Linked DNA regions of Mus musculus: region 2 is linked to region 1. A link is a contact called in ENCODE POLR2A ChIA-PET data. All regions are on one chromosome and are shown on one strand. The core of a region is the stretch at or near the end of the contact, and the rest is flanking DNA. Distances in the headings are between cores, read along the strand shown.

Evidence for each region. ChIA-PET counts read pairs that join two places held with the same protein, here RNA polymerase II (POLR2A).
Region 2: POLR2A ChIA-PET joins it to region 1 with 17 read pairs in embryonic stem cell. The contact joins the promoter of Sapcd2 here to the promoter of Ssna1 in region 1. POLR2A ChIA-PET finds 5 or more read pairs at or near these places in 3 of 5 experiments (Patski and embryonic stem cell).

Annotation. Positions count from the first base shown.
Region 1 is chr2:25,270,130-25,275,157 of GRCm38, reverse strand. It overlaps Ssna1 (SS nuclear autoantigen 1), which reads left to right and starts at 2,740. Exons shown (of 3, transcript NM_023464.2): 1 at 2,740-2,860; 2 at 3,030-3,229; 3 at 3,577-4,119. The coding sequence starts at 2,809. The coding sequence ends at 3,684. It overlaps Anapc2 (anaphase promoting complex subunit 2), which reads right to left and starts at 2,692. Exons shown (of 13, transcript NM_175300.4): 1 at 2,481-2,692; 2 at 1,621-2,243; 3 at 1,226-1,358; 4 at 318-492. The coding sequence starts at 2,642.
Region 2 is chr2:25,369,447-25,373,986 of GRCm38, reverse strand. Sapcd2 (suppressor APC domain containing 2) reads right to left here and starts at 1,952. Exons shown (of 7, transcript NM_001081085.2): 1 at 989-1,952; 2 at 470-571. The coding sequence starts at 1,556.

The DNA of each region.
Region 1 (5,028 bases), core at 1,491-3,990:
CTGGTGACATGGCTCAGCAGTAAGAGCACTGAGCGCTCTTCCAGGAGTCATGAGTTCAAATCCCAGCAACCACATGGTGGTTCACAACCATCCATAACTAGAAACAAATAATGCCTATGGGCCAGAGCAAGTGGGACCAGAGCTAGAGGGAGAAGAAGGGGGAGGTGGATACTTAGAAGCACCTGCTCAATGCTGACCTAGACTCTGAGCCATGTCAGAGGGAGTCTACCATGCTCACCACCCTGCCAACAGCAGAAGGGAAAGCAAAGGCAATCACTGGGAAAGGTAGCTCCTGAAAATTAAGAGGCAGGACCAACCTCGGATGATGCTGAAAAGCTCCTCGATGCGTAGGGTGGCATAGATACGGTAGAAGAATCTCTGTACGTGGCAGCGCCAACGACGCAGTGTGTTCCCAGCTTCTGGAGAAGTTGGTCTGGTGGGGTTGTCCTGAAGGAACACTTTGCCAAGCCAACCAACCACTCTCTCTATCCACTGTGAAAGATCATTAGTGTGTGAGGTGTAATAACATTTAAAAGCTCCCTTCTGACTCAGTAACCACACACCTTTGGCAGGACCCTAGAGGTGCCCCAACCTGTGTGTAGAGGCCAGAAGTATCAAGTCTACACTCTACTGCCCAGGAGTTTCCAAGTTTACGACTCTAGGCCAAGACTGCTGGGACACCCACTTTAATCACTCCCCATCATGGCTAATATGCATCCACAGCAGATAGACTCTTGAAGAATGGGAAGTACGGAGTGAAGCAGAAACAAGGTCTATGGCTTCATGGGGCTGAACCTAGCTTCTTCACAATACAAACCATACCTCAACAGTATGGGCAACCAGAAGCATTCACTGGGACACCCTAGCTCCATGCTAGAGTGTACACTGGTTACAGGTTAATCCTGAAGGGAACTGTAGGCAATGGAAACTTGTAGGCAGTGGAAAGAAAAGGGTCTCGTAGGCCTGTCTTGCCACACCTACCTGAGGAAACTCGTTGTAGCTACCTCTGGTCCAGGATTTAAAATTTTTATTTTAAATGCACGACCTATTTAGTACATACGAGATTTGTTCTTGTCATCAGGATCCAGGACTGGCTTCTATAGACAGCACCAGGATAACCTCAACCATCACCACTCCTGGTCAACTTGCCTACTGTTTGGTATCAGGTCTACCACAACTCCACTTTTGCCTTTAACAAGAAACAGACCAGAGAGGTGATTCTCACCTTGTGAAACTCACGCAAAAAAGAGCGCTCATACTCTCCTCGGCAGCGGTCTTCCATCCTTTCCCGGGTCACCTGATGCAGGGTGGTTGTCACGGCCTCAGCACAAACCCGCTCCAGCAGACTGAGCCTATGCCTAGAAAAGATCCCCGCTCATGGAGAACCCACAACACACATCTGTCCCTTACCTAGGAGGGCTCTCCCCATAAAGATACTGCACACACACCCTATGCCTATGTCCAGGACAGTATAAACGTGATGAACAATAATCCCTGGTTACAAGTATGGGCAAAAAAGACATCGCCAGTTAGTCTATAAGCTCTATTGAGAGGTCTTTTGAATTCAGGACTAATGAAGCTTGCAGAGAAACCGCAGCATGGTTAGGAAGCAGTACTCACAGGACCTGGCTCAGCTGGTTGAACTGCTCCAGTGCCTGCCGGCACCAGCACTGCTGCTTGTCACTGCCACATCCTGCGCACAGAGGACTCTGCAAAAGTCGGTAGTACCTGCGGCGGGCATACCGGCTATCTAGCTCACCCTCTAGTTCCGGGTCTGTGCCCCCTTCTCCTTTTCTCTTGCTCTGCATATAGACTCTCAAGAAACGACCATAGAGGCGCTGGACCATCTCCTGGAATGTCCTAGGGGTGGAAAAAAACAGGACTCCCCGCAACATAGTGTGAACTTTCTCCCGAAGCCCCTGAGCTCCAGCGCCCATCAGCAAGCCCAGACGAGTCCATTTCTCTAGGAGTTCTAGGCTATGCAGATAGGGATCCAAGCGGCTTTCCAGCAGACCGAACGCATCCAGGAGCAGCCCAAGGCACTGGGGCTCATCGACAGAGTTTTCTCGCAGAGCGATGGCATTCCAGAACTCCGTGGCAATATTGCCTTGAAGGTCGTTCTGCAGCACTTCCACGAACCACTCCTCCAGGACAGAGTGCAGACCGTGTCCCCTCAGAACCTCCACCGCTGCACGAAGCTCTTCCTCCTTTGGTGGGACTGCACCGCTGGTCCGGGAAGACGCCTGGAGCACGGAAAACCGTGAGCAGAGGGGCGGAATAGGGGTAAAGGGAGAGGAGGGGCATGGAAAAACCCAGCAACCGAAGAGCTGCCAGGGAACCAAACAAATCAGGTAGCTGAGGAAGGAGGCAAGCCCACTACAGGCAGGCCACGGAGCTGTGAGGCCCCAAGGGTGGACCCCCTAAAGTATGCAAAGTCGCGGGAAATCTGCACAGGCCCGACAACCTTTCCCCGGCCTCACCAGCCCCAGCGCGGCCGGCGGCACCAGACCGGTGCTCACAGTATTCCAGGCAACCAAGAGCTCCTGTCCAGGCCTAGAGTCGCAGTCATCGGAGGCAATAATTGTCGCCGCCGCCGCCGCCGCCGCCGCCGCCGCCGCCACCGCCACACCCTCGGCCTCCATCACTGTCCACAAAACAGACCCGCCCAGTAGAGCGCACGGTGATGACGCAAGCGCGGACCTGTGGCGCAGCCGTGACGTTCACCAGCCCGCGCGCTTTGTGGGCAGTGCGCAGGTGCGGACTTAGCTGTGCAGGCGGCGGTTGAGGCTTCCGGACGCGGTGCAGACCATGACCCAACAGGGCGCGGCGCTGCAGAACTACAACAACGAGTTGGTCAAGTGTGAGCGTCGGGCACTGAAGGCCGCGGGCCGGGGCCGGCCGACCCACTCGGGAGGCTGCGTGGACATGCCTCACGAGCCCCGCTCTGCGGCCTGCCCCTCTGTCATTGCTGGTTGGGGTCGGAAGCTCACGAGTCCCCACCCACAGCTCTGTCTTCCCACCCACCCTAGGCATCGAGGAGTTGTGTCAGAAGCGAGAGGAGCTGTGCCGGCAGATCCAGCAAGAGGAGGACGAAAAGCAGCGGCTACAGAATGAGGTGAGGCAGCTCACGGAGAAGTTGGCCCGCGTCAACGAGAACCTGGCGCGCAAGATCGCCTCTCGCAACGAGTTTGACCGGACCATCGCAGAAACCGAGGCCGCCTACCTCAAGGTGGGGCTCTCAGATGTCTGTTGTGAGTGCCTTACTACCATCTGAGGCTAGGTAGGGCCCATTGTGGTTCAGAGGCTGTAGGTGGAACAGTGGGCTGTCTGTGGGTTCCAAAAGTGAGCATTGGTGTATTGGACAGAGTACACGGTGTGGGCCTGAATTAACCCAGCCTGGCTTTGCAGGGTGGAAGAGCTCTGGGACAGGTGCAGAAGGGAGGATGGTTTTACTCCATAACCAGTTGGCTACAGCACAGATGACCAAATTGAGATTTCCATCCTCCATTATTAGAGCCTGAGGCAATGGGACCTTCCTACCAGAGAAATAACATCCTTTTATTTCTCTGGCCCCAGATCCTGGAGAGCTCTCAGACTCTGCTTAGTGTACTCAAAAGAGAAGCTGGGAACCTGACTAAAGCCACAGCTTCAGACCAGAAGAGTAGTGGAGGCAAGGACAGCTGACGAGTGCCTGTTTCAGCCGTGGCCTATGGCTGCTTAGTCCTCAACATGTCTGTCCTAAAGCATCTTTGTTCTTCGTGGCCTCAGATGTCTTTTATCTCTGGTGCCCAGAGGGGCAATTTCTGACCTCCACCTGCCTAGACAAGAAAAGCCCTAGGACAGTCCAATGGAAGAGGTGTTCCCAGCTCCGTACTCACATGTGCTGTGGGGACCCTGAGCAGCTCCATGAGGGGCCTCTCTCTGAAGCTCCTGAATCCCTTTGGGCTACCAGGAATGTCCTGGTCCTGGTCTGAGTACTGTGGGAGCCCCTCACTTTGTCTCCCCAGCCACTAGGGCCCCAGGCCAGACATGTTGAAGAAAGAATCTTGACTCCAGAACCAAAACCTTAGGGCCCATCCCCATGGCCTCTGGTGTTTCAATAAAGGTTGTTTTGCAAGATCTGTGTCTGCTAGCTACCATATATCCTGTTGGTAAGAAGACCTGCAGTTTTTCCCTTTCTTATCTTCAAAACACAAAATGCTGAAAGTACTCACCTCACACAGGTCAGCCCTAGCCCTTAACTCTCTTTGCAAAGGTGCTGGTGTTTTCCCCAAGTCCAGAACACAAACCACTTTTCTGTGAGGGGCTTTGCTCTACGATGGTGCTCAATACAGAACCTGGCTCAGAGATAGAGACAGGGACAGTAAGTTCTGTTTGGTCCAATCTGCTGCTGCTGCTGTTAGGACCCATCTTCCAACCACATGTGTTGCTTACTTACTATTTCCATGTGCCCTATGACCCAGCCCTTTGTCACAGCTTCTGGGGAAAGTTTGGAAGTATTTGGTGACCAAAAAGATCCAGAAAACAGCTGTGGTAGTTTACACCTGTCATCCTTCGTTGAGGAAGAAGGATCGCCTTAAAATCAAGGCCATTCATGTCTGCATAGTAAACTGTAAACCAGACTGGGACATAGTATGAAACCCTTTCTTAAACAACAAAAAAAGTACCTATAAAGCTGGGCTTTTACTCTCTGAGAGAAACCTACTTCAACATTCTCCTTAGCTCTAGTCAAGCAGTGACAGGAAAAGAAGACACATTCGGTGCCTGCAGATGGCCTACACTGGCTGCCAAGGCCTCTGCGAACAGTTTCCAAGCAGGCAGCTCTGCATTCCCCTAGCCTTTTGGGAATCTCTGTTGCTATAGCCTTGTTACAGGCTTATACATCGGGAGGTATCCAAATCAAACATGAGAAAAGATCTCCAAAGTTCCATTTAGCCCCATTCCTGTGTGATACACGACTAGCTACTTTACTAGGCTCCTAGCCCTGTGCTGAATCCTGTCAATTATAACACTAACCTTCCTCCCTTC
Region 2 (4,540 bases), core at 703-3,202, 100 kb before region 1:
CACACTCACAGCCACCAAGATAACCAGCTATGCCTAGAAGCTTCCCCTTCCACAAGAACAGGGAGTCAAGGCTTGAACCGCAAGTAGAGCCCAGTCTCTCTCTGTCTCTGTCCCTCTGTGTACTAAAATGAACTGGCAGCTGCCATGAGTGGGCAGCCCTGACAGGGCAGTGCACAGGATAAATGGGGAACAGGGTTGGAAGAGGGGCTTAGATTCCTGAGAACCTGCCTCCAGGCTCAGGCATAATGCAGGTCCTGTTCTCAAGGCAGACAGGGGGCTATTCAACAGTCTCCTGTCCCAGCCAACTAGACCGGAAGGAGGGAGAGAAGCCTGCTGGATTCCCCAGAGACTTTGGTCTGTGTCTGGCAGTGTATCTGCAGCAGCACAGCACAGCAGGTGCTGTGGGACACACACACACACACACACACACACACACACACACACACACACCATCATACATACACCCAACCTTCTTCAGCACTTGTGCTAGGTGCTCCTGTGCTGCCTCCTCTGCCTCCTGGGTGGAGAAGCAGGCCGGGTTGTCTCTGCAGGGTGTCACACTGAGAAGAGCCTTCAGGACAGGTTAGGGCATGAGAGCATGAGCACTTTTAAGAAGAAACGTTCACAAGCAGCCACGCAGAAATGAAGATGAAGACCCAGATGTCCCCAGGTCTAGAGCAGGTACAGCAGGCTGATGCCTTCTCTCACGGCCACAGACGCTCCAATGCCTAGCTCAGGTTTGAGACAGACTGGGCGTCTCCTGAGTTATCAGTCACTTATCAGCCCTTGGCCCTGGTATCGGGCCTCTGCCCTTACCTCAGCACTTAGGCACAGGCCAAAGCCCCTTTCCACCCAGGTGGCCCCAACCTTCCTTAAGAGGCTGCTCACAGTCGTCCCCATCTCCACCCCTCTGACAAGACCCTGTGGGTCTCCAGTTTCTAGCACAAGTCCCTGGAATTACGAGGTGTGACTAGGGACCCAAACTCACCCAAATCCGCGCTGGGGATTTGCTCCAGCGCCTTGCTCAGGGGCCGCTCGGTCTCTGTGGGGCAGGACGCCGCCTCCACCGGGACACATAACAGCTCAGGGTTCCGGGAGGTGCCACTGGGGCCACCAGAAGCAGGGCACGCACTCAGAGGCAGAGGCTTTCTCTCCAGGACAGTCCGCGGCTCATCGGCCGGTGCGAACATCAGGCGCTGCTGCAGGGACGACTGGTCCCCAGGCCGGGCCGCGACGCGTGCCTGATCCCGCTGGCCGCCGTCGGCTTTCAGCAGCGAGGTGCGCAAGCCCGCTACGAAACGCTCGAAGGTCAGGTAGCCATTGGCCGGGGCCACCTGGCGCAGGCCCTCGAGCACGCCGCACGGCAGCTCGCGTGCGTCTGCACCTTGCCAGCGGGACTCGATCTCCCGCAGGTGCACGTAGCCGCGTTGCCGGTCGTCCAGGATGTCGAAGAGGGTGCGCAGGCTCTGGAGAAAGGCTCGCGGTAGCCCCTCTGTACTAGGAGCGGGCGCAGCGTGCGATAGGCGGCCACGCTCGGCCATCGCTGCCACGGCCATGGGCGCCCAGCTTCCACCCGCGTCGGTCCCCGCAAGACCAGATGGCAGAACCTGCAAGGCGGCGCGCGCTCCCCACGGCGACAATAGCTGCTGTTTTTGAATGAAGAGCTGGTCGCCGCCGCGTCAGCTTTCATTAATATTCTCAGCGGCTATTGGTCGAAACTGGCCCATCTGTTCCGGGATTGGCTCCGCAGCCACCAGTCCCAGTTTGATTTCTCCTGCACTAGGGGCGGGCGCCCACACCATCCGGCCCTTGGGAGACTTAACGAGAAACGGGTAGAACCAGCCAGAGTTCTTACCGCTGCTGCCCACGATCCCCCTGTCTCCACGTCCACCATCCCTCCTGCCTCGGTAGAGCCTTTTCTCTGGTTCATGTGCGCTCCGCCTTCCCAGGCACTTCTCTGAGGGGCGGAGCTTGGGGCCCTTCACGGATCTTGTACCCCAAGTAGCCTCACAAGTAAGGATAGAATGTCTAGCCCCTCCTGCTCACTTCGGTCCTTTACACTGAGGGTCCCCTGGGGCCAGGCGCCGATTGACTCTGGGGCTCCCTTCTCTTGCATTAAGAACGCCCCAAGAGGATTATAGGCTCCAGACAGTTGGGCGCTCTCCTTCACTGAGGCCTCTGTCCCAACAACTGCCAACTCTACCTTTGGTCCTTTGGGACAGTCTGTCTTGTCCTGCCAACTATAGGACAAAGCCAAGTTGTCTTCTGTCCCCAGATGCCCATCCGGTGACCAACTCCATTGGTGCTCTGGTCCTGGGACCCTGCTCTGGCCCTTTTTTTTTTTTTTTTTAGGAGACAGGGTTTCTCTGTGTAGCCCTGGCTGTCCTGGAACTCACTCTGTAGACCAGGCTGGCCTTGAACTCAGAGATCCATCTGCCTCTGCCTCCGGAATGCTGGGATTAAAGGCGTGCACCACCACGCCCGGCTATCTGGCCCTTTTAAGGGACATCTCTAGCTGTCAATCTGGCCCTCACAGCCCTGGCCTAGCTCTGCAGTGGGACCACTCGGCCCTTCTATCTAGGCCTTAGCCTGCTGCAGTCTTAACCCAGAAGCCCGTCTCAGGGCTGGCAGGAGCACCCCCTGGAGACCAGGGAGATCCTTAGGATGCCCCCCCCCTCCGCCAATTCATTTGCCTGTTCTCTATGCCTACACATGCTTACATTCCCAAACTCCTGGGTGTCACTGAGACAAATGTAGCCACTGAGAACAGCCCACCTGTTAACTGCTGCCTGCACTTTCTAAACACAGAGAGACCCTTCTGAATGCCTGCAGACAGACCCTTTAACTCAGAACTTCACTCCAGCTCATCTGGGAAAGCCTCTGGCAATAGGGCACGTGTCTCAAGTTGTGGAAGCAACTTCCCTGCCCAACTTCCCTGGTTCCACCTTTCTAGGAGTTGCTCATTCAAAATTGTTTTTGTTTGATTGTTTGTCTTGAGACAGGTTTTTTGTGACAGCATTTCTCTGTGTAGCCCTGGCTGTCCTGGAACTAACTCTGTAGACCAGACTGGCCTCGAACTCAGAAATCTGCCTGCCTCTGCCCCCCAAGTGCTGGGACTAAAGGTGTACTCTACCACACCCATCTCACCCAAAGTTGTGGCTCATTCATAGTAAGGTATTTTTAGTGGGCCCAGAGTTCCATGGACCTTAGCTACCCTTTTGGGGACAGACCTGGTCAAAGACCCTCTGATGTCTCATATTTTAATTACTTCTTGTCTTGCCTAGTCCTCAGGGTGTCCATCCATGCTCCCTTTCTTCCAGGCCCTGGGCTACATGAAGAGGGCTAACCTCTATTGATTATGTATTGATTGATTGCTATGAACCCTTCAGACTTAGCCCAGGCACCTGTTTCCTCTGCCCCTGCCCCCAAATCTTAAATGTTTTTACCTTACATGTCTGGCTGTAGTGACTGCTTACCATGAATTACTGCGATGTTTGGGAATAAAACTGAGCCATCCCAAGGCCTAGCATTGGTCTGAAGTATAGGCACTCAGTGGATAATAAGCATACAGGAATCTTTATTTGATGAGGGATAGTGCAAATGCCATATTGCAGGGAGGAACCATGCTAGGATGGGGCCTTGGGGGTTCCTGGAACAAATGCATAGCTAGGTACAGGAGTAACCACCTACAGAAAGTGAAACCAGCACTGCTCCGCACAGCAAAACGAATAAGACTCAACCCAGGGCCCTGGTCAACTGAGGCAACTTGCAAAGAAGATAAGAGCTGGTGGGTGCTAGGGAGGCCCATGAGGCCCAGCCTCTGCCTAGGCAGTGATAGGCAGCTAATAGTTTCTGGGGGAAGAGGGTCATAGTCCTTAGCAGTGAAGCTTTGCCTCCAACTGACGTTCATGTTCAGTTCTGATTAAATGCAGTGGGACACACACACAGACAGACCATGATATCAAAGTGTGAGGGGTCTTGTTAAGAAGAAGAAAGGATTTGAGAGGAGGGAATGAGGGAAGATGGTGGGGGAATATGATCAAGGGACATTATATACGTATGAAGTTGTGAAAGGATTCATTTCAAAAAATAAAAAAGGGAGCCAGGCGTGGTAGCGCACGCCTTTAATCCCAGCACTCGGGAGGCAGAGGCAGGCGGATTTCTGAGTTTGAGGCCAGCCTGGTCTACAAAGTGAGTTCCAGGACATCCAGGGCTACACAGAGAAACCCTGTCTCGAAAATAAATAGATAGATAGATAGATAGATAGATAGATAGATAGATAGATAGATAAAATAAGAAAGGACATAAGGGTCTCTCATTGTCCAGAGCCCAGGAGAAAGTAGCTGAGGCTGGCCATGGGTCTCTGGGCTTCCCTATGACTGAGAGTGGAATCGGTGCTTGGCTCAGAGCTCAGGACAAAAGTAGGCAACCCCATGTCTTTTCTGGCCCCGTGGCTTTCAGTTTTGCTGCCACCCCAGGGGACTTGCAGAATTCCACCAGGGATTATGTTCTCACTGTTCTGTGTGCCTTGGAGAGAAGT